Regions from separate parts of the Homo sapiens genome. Here region 1 is linked to region 2. The links are chromatin contacts, found by Hi-C in ENCODE. All regions are on one chromosome and are shown on one strand. The core of a region is the stretch at or near the end of the contact, and the rest is flanking DNA. Distances in the headings are between cores, read along the strand shown.

Region 1 (5,265 bases), core at 436-2,935, 2.0 Mb after region 2:
GTGTCCCACACACAACCCCAGATTCATCAGACTCCAGCTCTTACTGTGCCATCTGGGCCACAAGGGAAATGGGAGCAGTGAAGTGGAGCTGGACCAGGAACCAGACACGAACCTACTCTGCTCCCAGGAAAGTAACTATGACCTCTGCGTCACTGTCCTTTGGTCTCTCAAGGATCCCACTTCCATTGCCTGTCCCTTAAACGCCCGGGAAGCGGCCTCTACCCCCTAAGAAGGTGAATGAATCCCCTGCTGGTGTTCTGAAGGCACCCGAGGTAGGTGAGGTCCAGGGAGCACCTGGGACAAGCAGAAGGAACAAGCCCCCTGAGGATGCGGAAGCAGAGTGACCAGGCCCATCGCAAGGCAACCCCTGAGCGAGGGATAATGCAGGACCTTATGAGCAGAAGCGGGGCTAACAACCAGCAAGGCCAGAGGACAGGCAGCCCTTTGCCAAAGGTGTCGACTTCTGCCCAGCTTTCTCTTGTTCTGGCAACGGCTGTCAGTGTCTGTTGGTGGAAGAACATGCCCCTGGTGCCAGAAGGCTGGGGTTTGAGTCTCATCTCTTTCTCATATCTGTGTCTTGGGGGAGGTTACTTAACTTCTCTGGGCCTCAGTTTTCTCCTCTGCACAGCAGAAATATAATCATATCTCTCTCACAGTTATTGTGATGAGCGTGGCAAAGCATTTTTTGTAAACTACAAGGAAGCGGGCAGTGGCTCCGAAGTTGTGTGTGATTGGACCTCACAGGACAAAACTGAGGTAACAGAGGATCACAATGCACCTTTTTCAGTTTGATATAATCATCTTGAAATTACATTTATCAGGATCATACAGAGTCTTCCCAAAACTGAAGGCCATGCATAACTTGTCCACCTCAAGCCCTTTGAACAGAGAACATGCATGTAGAGACTTCCAGAAAAATCCAATAACTGTTATCCAAATGGTCAAAAATCCAGCTGGGCTCAAGTGAGGTAACAGACATAGAAAACTGTGAAGAGTTAAAAACATGATGATAAAAAAGGACTTTGTTGGCCAGGCGCAGTGCCTCATGCCTGTAATCCCAGCACTTTGAGAGGCTAAGGCAGGCGAATCCCTTGAGCCCAGGAGTTTGAAACCACCCTGGGCAATATGGTGAAATCTCATCGCTACAAAAATTAGCCCGGCATGGTGGTGTGCACCTCTAGTCCCGCCTACTCAGCAGACTGAGGCAGGAGGATCGCGTGAGCCCAGGAGTTCAACGCTACAGTGAGCTGTGATTGTACCACTGCATTCCAGCCTGGGTGACAGAGTAAGAGCCTGTCTCAAAAAAAAAGGCTTTGTAATAAACTTTTCTGATGTTTTTCAGAATTCAATTTGTATAAATTTGAGACATCTACATTTCACAAATGTGATTATCCCATGCGATAATAAAGGAAGGTTTATCCCACTATTTCCTAAGCCTGGAGCTTCCTTAGACTTGTACGTAATTCCTGGTGCCCCTGACAGGCACCTTTCCAGCCTCTACGGAATCTTTAGCAGCCCCACGACACCAGGCTGAGCCTCGTGACATTGTGGCCACCAAGCGTGGGAAGGAACTACTAAACTTCAAAGTTGACTCAACCAAAAGAGAAAAATCGCAAGTCCCCGATGGAAAGGTGTTGATGGCTCTCTTTTCAAACACCTCCACGCCTGGCTGGGCACAAAGGCCTGACAGTGCCCCGAGCTACATCAACACAAGCTGGGTTCAAAGACTCACAGGTCTAAGCATCCTGGGCACCACAGAGATAGGAAAGTCCATGTGGAAACAGATCGTCTTTTCTATCAACCATGTGTGAATTTTGAACTCCTTTTCTTCTCAGTGTTAGAAAAGGAAAACCAACCCACTTTGCGGTCTCTCTGCGGTGTCTTTAGAAGGCCAGTTCCTTTACGTGCCTCTCAAGCCCATGCTGAATTTCTCTGTTCTCGTCCTAGTGCCTCTTTTGACAAGCCACGAGCCTCACTCAGCCCAGAGTGACACTTATCACTGGGCCGTGTGAAAACTGGGGGGCTGGGGAGGAAGTGAGAAGGATGCGAAAGCCGAGGCGGGAGGAGGGGGTGCCGCCTGAGGCCCTTGCGGCCAGCAGTGGAAACGCAAACTTGACATTTCCATTTTCCATCACCTTCTGATCTCAGGCCCCCAGTGCGATGCGATGCGCTGGCTTTTCATTTCCACTCCCTTTCACACCCAGCACATTAAAGGCCGCTGCAAGAACAACAATGGAAAAAGGCTCAGGGCTTTAAATCACGAAGCCTGGGGAAATTCAACAGTTGCTATCTCCAGCTTCTCTACCCAAAGCACCAAAAAAGCCTTCCCTGAGGGAGTCCAGGCCCCCTCCCAGGGCGGGCGGCAGGAGTACTGCTTTTGATCATCTGTACTTCTGCGGCCACTCTCAAACTTCCCTCCCCAAACACCACAGCCCGGCTGTGAGCTGAAAGAGCTCCCTTTGGCCCTCCATCAGAAGCGGACTTTCTGACCATTCACTAATTCTAGCAAGAAGGTCCACTAAGTATTGTAAAATGTATAGCTTCCCGCCTGCTTTTTCTCTGACCTAGTTAAAAGCACTGTGTTGGACATACATCTTCTCGACCATATGAAAAGTGGGAATAAATGTCTTAATTGGTACCAAGTCCCTGAGCACGTGAGCCAGCTTGCTAGATGCTCAGACAGGACTCTACAAACATGAGCCCAGGTCATATATTTACTAAGATGTGCTCCCAGGTGGCTCTCAAATGGCACAAAGAGGAAAGACCCCAGCAGAAATCAAGATGGGTGGGAAGCTGTTCTTTTCATGAGAGTGAAAAGACTGGAGCTATCTCATTTTGGGCTGAGAAGCCCTGGCTGGCCATAGCACAGCTGCCAGTAAAGGGAAACAGCGCCACAGGCTGCCTGGAGGAGCTGGTCTCCTATGCGGCAGACACTGGCTGTCAAAGGGTTGTGTGGCCCCAACGTGAAATAATGGCTGTACTTATGAATTGGTTTGTTTATATGCCATCAACCAGGATGCTCTGCCAGCTTGCTGCTTTAAGAACGACAAACTATTGAATGCAATTGAATGCCTATCGAATGCAAAGACCTCAGGGAATTTCAGACACAGGGAGAGGGTGAGTTCCACGGTCCTCTCAGACAGAAAAGTTTGGGTTTACTGCTAGCCAAAAACCAGGAGTACAACAGGAACTGCTGACGTCATAAAGCTTGGCCAGAAACGTAGTCAGGTAGTGCCCTGAGCACAGCCTAGACACTGGCGCTCTAAGAAACAGCCCTTTGCCCAAGGCTATCTGGAAGAAATAGAACAGGGCACAACACAATAGTGTGGCAGGAAATCAACTGAGTGGGTTGGCAAAGAGCATCTTTCTTAAAAGAATAGAAGAGAACATAGAGTGTACCCTAGGTAATAAGGGAAGTATTATTTTGTAAAACATTTAAGTTTTATATATTCATATGTATGAATATTACATAGATATGTAATATATACATTATTATACAAATATGCTACTATACATATATATACACACACATGCATGTATAGAGTGGTATGGCAGGTTGTATTTTTCAAAAGTGATCACACTACTTCTCATCTCACATGTTCTTCCAGAACCTTGCCACTTCCTGATGAAGAAGTGAAATATATGTCCTTCCCCTTGAATTTGGATGGATCTTTGGGACCAGCTTAATGAAAAAATATGCAGTGGAAATGGCACCATGTCACTTCCAAGGGTCAGCTATAAAAGGTGATCACAGCTTCTGTGTAGCTGCACTCTGTAGGAATGCTTGCTTTTAAAATCCAGCCAGGCCGGGAGCAGTCGCTCATGCCTGTAACCCCAGCACTTTGGGAAGCAGAGGCGGGTGGATGACTTGAGGCCAGGAGTTCGAGACCAGCCTGGCCAATGTGGCGAAACCCCCTCTCTACTAAAAATACAAAAATTAGCCGGGCATGGTGGCACACATCTATAATCCCAGCTACTTGGGAAGCTGAGGCAGGAGAATCACTTGAACCTGGGAGGCAGAGGTTGCAGTGATCCGAGATCACACCACTGCACTCCAGCCTGGGTGACAGAACGAGACTCCACCTCAAAATAAATAAATAAGTAAATAAATAAAAATTAAAAAATAAAATCCAGCCATTGCACTGTGAAGGAACCCGAGCCACATAGGGTATGGCATCAAGCATAAACAGAGTGCAGGGATTGGCCACAGTGTTATCCATATTCTCAACACTCCTATTATGGGGTTCCCATAGAGACGGGCAGCTTGTGTACAATGGGGAAGACTTAATGAAAGAAGCTCTTGGAGTCCACCTATGGCAGGAGTAGTGGGACAGCGGGTAGGGAAAAGTATCCTTGTGGCCTCCAGCACAGCCTCCAGACAGTGGAAACCAGGGCTATCTGTGGGTCTTGGGTGGTCTGCCCTACTCCCTCCTCCTCCTGTCAGGCTCGCTACCAAACTCTACTCCTCACCCTCTCTTTCTCCAGGACTCCCTCCCATCAGGATACCTACCTGAGGACACTCCATCTCCAACTTTTCAGGTAACCTTCTCCTGCCCTCTCTACAGTCCAGCCATCATACGAATGCCTTATATGTGCTTCATCTCATTTGATATTCACTGCCATATTTATACATCGGGAAACCGAGGCATAAAGAAAGCAGTGAAGGCATTTGTCTCAGGTCAAACAGCTAATAAGTCTGGGTTTGGGACTGAATCAGGGCCATTTAATTTCACATTGCTTATTTTGAATCACTATGTTATATTCTGCAAAGAAGAATGAGTTGGAGAAGGGAAACTGAAATCTATGGGCCTGAGGTTAGTGGTGGTGGGGACTATGATGATAGCACCTGCTCTGCCACGGTCTGTGCTGTGTACCACACGGTTATGGTGTCCAATCTTTACCACTCTAGGCAAGTAAGATTATTATTATTGCCCATTTTGCAGATGAAGAAACTGAGGCTCAGAAATGTTAAGCAATTGTTCCAAGGTCATTTAGTCTGAGTCAAGATTCCATCCTGGACCTCCTATTCTTTCTACTCTACCACTCATATTCTCTCCTCGTCCAAAAGGAGCATGATGGTACCACCTTGTCTTGACTAGCCGCACTTTCACACAGGTTCATTTGGACTTTCAGTTTCTCTGTGATCTTTCTTTAAAGTCATACGCTGAAAGAGCCTTCCCTCCAGATAATTCCACACTCACCAATAGGGCCAAATGCCCTTTTAGCTACAGAGCTTGGTGGCACTTTTCTAACTAAAAAACTGCA
Region 2 (5,160 bases), core at 1,047-3,546:
TCAAGTCTTTTTTTTTTCCACTATAATTTCAGATCGTGAATGTACTCCAGAATAAATATAGTACATAGTTTGTCTTTGCAATGCAAAACCTCAGTCATGTGCCTCCCCACCCCTCCTGGGGGTTAATATTAGGAATTAGAATAAGTCAATGAAATATGGGAACATATTTCATGATCTCACTCATGGCCTGCTTGAGAGGGCCTGAAATAACTACTGAGTAAAAAATAATATTAATCTTAATTGAATTTTCCTAAAGTTAATTGTGATAATGGTTATTTTTCTACTAGGTAAATCAACTGCTTTTTTGAGAATAAATGCCTAAATGAAATCCTGCTTATTTCAATCTATTTAATGCATCTTTAACCTTGAATCAGCATTAGAGTTGTGGCTGTTTTTATTATTATAATTTAACCTCAGTTTTAATATCATATTTAGATTAACTATTTAACAGCTGAACTTGTAATAGCTGTGCATGTTGAGGGCCGCTTCCTGCTAATACCTTTGATTTTCTGTCTGGGGACTTCCTTTTTGACCACTGGGGCATGAATGCCCTGCTCATACAAAGGCTAAGCCAGGAGTGCAGGGGAATTAACTTCAGAAACAGCTCACAAGCAGTGTTAAGGGGGAAGCTAGTAATGACTATCACAGTTTTCTCACCCCTTCATCTGATTAACTTTGAGGCATATTCTACCTCAGTACTTTACAAACTTTATCATTTGGGGATCCTGTTAAAAATTCACATCCTGATTCAGTGGATTTGTGGTAGAGCTTCAGATGATGATGATGATGATGATGATGATGATGATGATGATGATGATGGTCCGCTTTGAGTAGCAGGCTCTACACTGTCTCTCAGAATTCCCCAGTGGAATTCAGCTTCATTTGCCCTCAGTGGTAACTTTCTTGATTATTCTCCTTTGGTTGGTTTTCTTCTCTTGCCTGTTTCTCACTTCTCTATTCCCCTACTAGTGTTTCCTACTTGCATGTGAATTCTTATTTCAGGTTGCTTCTGGGGTAACCCAAGCCAAGAATATGCATCTATCTATTTATCTATCTGCTCACCTATCCATCCATCTATTCATCTACATCTATCCATCCATCCATCCATCCATCCATCCATCCATCCATCCATCCATCCATCCATTTACCTATCTATCTAGCTATGTAATGCATTCATCTATCTTCTATTTATCTATTTATGTAATCTATTTATCTATCTTATCTATCATGTGTCTAATATATTCATTTATCCACCTATCTATTCATCTACCTAATCTATTCATCTATGTATCTACTATTTATCTAATCTATTCATCTATCCATCTATCTAATCTGTCTACCTACTTACCTACCTATCTGGAACATAGCAACAGAGCACAGCCTCTTAAAAAATCCAGTAAATTGAAGAGCTGAAAGAGAAAGAATGAAGACATACTGGAGGGGGTGGAAAGGAAAAGTTGATGACTACCACCTAAAGGGACTTTTTCTTCCTCCTTGTGTCATTTTCAACAGGATGTGGTATCATGGAGCTCTGGTGAAAGAAGAGACTAGGCAGTTAGCTATGGCTACATAAATGGGACAGCTCCAGAAGTCCATGGAGGGATCCCCTTTCTACTAGGAAAGATGGGCAAGGACTTTATGCCTGATTCTATTATTCAGGGCACATTGCTGACAGGGTTGGCCAGTGAGGCCATAGAGAGAAGGCAGGCCAAATGCTAATCTTGGAAAGGACGGAAATCAGCATAAGCAGAGAGACACAGGGTGAAGTGGTAGCGGAGAGCGGATGCCACAGTGTGTGGGCTTGTGGGTCAGCCCTATTAAAGGGAGGAAATCAGTAAATGGGCTTGCAGATGGTTACCCAAGATTTCTTCATGACTTTGTGCAGCCTGTACAATGTATGCTCCTTATCTTGTGGGAGTGTAATTGAGAGCCCTGGACTTCCTCAGCTCAGATCCCAACTCTGCCACCTCCTGGTTATGCTACCTTAGCATGTGTATTCAACCTCTTTAAGCATCGGTCTTCCCATCTATGTAGTGGGGACAGTAATTCCTATTTCATGGGATTGTCATAAAAATTAAATGAGATATTTTGTACAAAGTGCTGCCTTTATTACAGCTGGAGGATAAGAGAGCAGCCCTGATACTGTAAATATTCCCAAGAATGATGAGGAAATGACGGTGGACCTTTTACTTGATTCCAGCGTTATGAACACACACACACATACACACACAGATATAAGCACACATATGTTTAATAGCATATAGGTAGAAAGCCACAGGAGCGGTAATACCCTGATTATGTAAATCAACCCCAGCTCTAACAGCTAAAAAACCCTACTGCTGCTCTTAGCTATGCATGAAATCACCCCCATGAAACTTCTTTGAATAAAGCAAACATCTGTTCTTGGTGGAATGCAAAAGAGAAACTTTATTTGAAGTTCCTGCTTCCCCTTCTCATTAAAAGTATTTCGAGCACTATTAAAATAGTTTCTGCCAAGAGCACTTTTTGTGCTCTTCAGTTTCTTAGGTTCACTGGCCTGAGAACCAGCATTCAGCATTCTTAGTCCCACCATAGCTGGGAGTCTGGGGTCTGGGAAAGGGATAGAGTCAGTTTGTTTTTGCCATCAAGACCCTCTGATCGCCTCAGATGGTCTCACCTGCTATTGCTTCTTTCCCGTCCTGACAGGTTGATATTCTGGAAGCAAGATCTTGGAAGGCCAAGGACAGGTCATTTCTTAGGACTGTGCAAAAGAGAATCAGTCTTTACAGTAAGCTATTTGATTCTAGTAGTTCTTTCATCTCAGTCTTTTGAAAGCAACTTCCCCTCTTTAACCAACACCTGCCATGGCCTCTTCATGAGCCGAAGAAGGTGAGTGCTGATGGAAATCCCAGATGTGGCCAAAACTCCCCAGCAGCAGACAGGTCAAAGGTCTTTTGTACCCTTTCCCGTAACGGGTGGCACTTGATCTTCAGAGTGGCTTACACTGTTCAAGAGGGTTTGAATCATAAGACATTTGGGGTTAAAAAAAAAAACCTGTCATTTTGCATTTTGATTTTTGTAGAGCCAACTACAACGTATTTGAAAATTGTGTTCTTGAAATAAGCCTGTAATAGTAGGTGTCAAAAGTATCAGAGATAAAATGTCTACTCTTTTAGTGGCGTAAGTTGTCGTTGTTTCAAATTACATTTCCTTGTACTATATGATGGATGTACTATGCACACACACTTTATCACACACGTGTGTGTGTGGGAGTGGAAATGTGTAGGTAGTCAGAGAGGGAAGAATAAAGAATTCATGCTAATGTCTAAATAAATGAATTAATTAGTGAAATAAATAGATTCCTGTTTACACTATACTACAATTTTTAAGGATAACCAGTTGTTAATTAATACACTGGACTTGAAGGAGACTCATTTGTGTTGAAACATGAAATGTTTGTCCTCTCTCCTTCTCCCTCCCACCTGGAAAACATGAAAGATCTGCAACTCACACATACTAGTGTAATTTAAACACACTTTGAAAGAATTGATAGGCTGGGCGTTGTGGCTCACGCCTGTAATCCCAGCACTTTGGGAGGCTGAGGCAGGCGGATCACGAGGTCAGGAGATCCAGACCATCCTGGCTAACACAGTGAAACCCCGTCTCTACTAAAAATACAAAAGAATTAGCCAGGCGTGGTGGCAGGCACCTGTAGTCCCAGCTACTCGGGAGGCTGAGGCAGGAGAATGGTGTGAACCCGGGAGGCAGAGCTTGCAGTGAGCCGAGATTGCGCCACTGCACTTCAGCCTGGGAGACAGCGAGACTCGGTCTCAAAAAAAAAAAAAAAGAATTGATAGGCAGCAATTCTAACCTAAAGGGTTCATATTGAAACCACTGATCATAGATATCTGAATAGGTCCTAATTAATGAGAGAGTGCAACCATTTTCTGCTTGAGGGAATTGCCCATGTTCCAGACTGCAGACTTGACATTCACATGCCATGAGAAAACATGGATTCAAATACAGAGACCCTAGGCTATTTCCTGGAGCTCCAACGATGTCATCAGAAACAAAAATGTTCCATTTGACAACCATGAGATTTGACACTATTGACCTACATGGAAGTTTTTAACACTGCCACTCATTCTGCCATGTGTAAAGGGGTTCAGCAGGGTGACCTCAGGGATGCATACATGCATTTTCTCCACACGTCCTCCTTAATTCAAGGATCATATCTGTGGCTCCCCTAGCAAAGAATCAAAGGCCAAAGGTGGGTGGCCCAGACTCTTTCTCGTACTGGGGAACACAGGCAACAGCTGCGGCATATCACTGAGCTTGGCTGCTGACAGGGAAAAGCATTGATAATTTCATCAGATCTCACAGATCAGAAACAACAGAATACCCTCCCGCTAATTGGTGGCCACCGTGACCGCTATAGTTGGTTTGATTGAAATCAGTATTTAAATGATATTTTTAAATTGTGGTGAAATACACGTAACATAAAATTTACCATCTTAACCATTTTTTTAGTGTATAGTTCAGTCGTGTTAAGTATGTTTACAGTGTTGTGCAACCAATTCCAGAACTGTTTCATCTTGCAGAACTGAAACTCAATGCCCATTAAGCAATTCCCATTTCCCACTCTCCACAGCCCCTGGCAACTGCAATTCAACTTTCTCTCTCTACAAATTTGGCTACTTTAGGTACCTCACGTAAGCGGAATCATACAGTGTTTGTTCTTTTGTGACTGACTTATTTCACTAAGCATTTTGCTCTCAAGGTGCATCCATGTTGTAGCGTGTGTCAGAATTTCCATTCTTTTTAAGGCAGAATAATATTCCATTGTATAAATATACCACACGTTTATCCATTTACTTGTCAATGGATACTTGGGTTTCTTCCACCTTTTGGCGATTGTGAATGATGCTGCTATGAGTGGGGGCGTAGAATCAGTGTATTTAATTCTAACACTAAAAGGCTCATATTCCGTTGCATGACTAACCCACTCTATGATCCTCAGGAAGTCATGTGTTTTGTAGAGAGCATACAGTTGTTCTAATTCAGGGATCCCTTTGGATCCATGATACTCATTAATATAGCTGAGTGGAGTTAGAGAATCTGTAGGCATGGAGCAGAAAGAAAGCTTAGCCAGTCTAAAAGTTGATGTAAATTTAAATCTTG

What was found. A loop is a pair of places that touch in the nucleus more often than their neighbours do. Pooled maps may share reads with other maps.
Region 1: a pooled map shows a loop between it and region 2 (5-fold over the local background). The contact joins two enhancer-like sites. A Hi-C loop is called at or near these places in 2 of 37 single-sample maps with no recorded cell type and 2 of 50 pooled maps.

What each region holds. Positions count from the first base shown.
Region 1 is chr6:13,426,351-13,431,615 of GRCh38, forward strand. All of the region lies in intron 1 of GFOD1 (Gfo/Idh/MocA-like oxidoreductase domain containing 1), which reads right to left. Among named protein-coding and RNA genes, the nearest start is that of GFOD1-AS1, 57 kb to the right of the region's middle. RefSeq lists enhancers at 1,479-1,908, 2,919-2,988, 4,708-4,807, 4,898-4,957. Within about 2 kb of position 1,686, at least 16 of the 41 ENCODE cell types and tissues checked have a DNase peak (open chromatin) inside an H3K27ac peak, as active enhancers do.
Region 2 is chr6:11,458,600-11,463,759 of GRCh38, forward strand. All of the region lies in intron 1 of LOC105374928 (a long non-coding RNA gene), which reads left to right. Among named protein-coding and RNA genes, the nearest start is that of TMEM170B, 77 kb to the right of the region's middle. RefSeq lists an enhancer at 1,623-1,812. Within about 2 kb of position 2,297, at least 7 of the 41 ENCODE cell types and tissues checked have a DNase peak (open chromatin) inside an H3K27ac peak, as active enhancers do.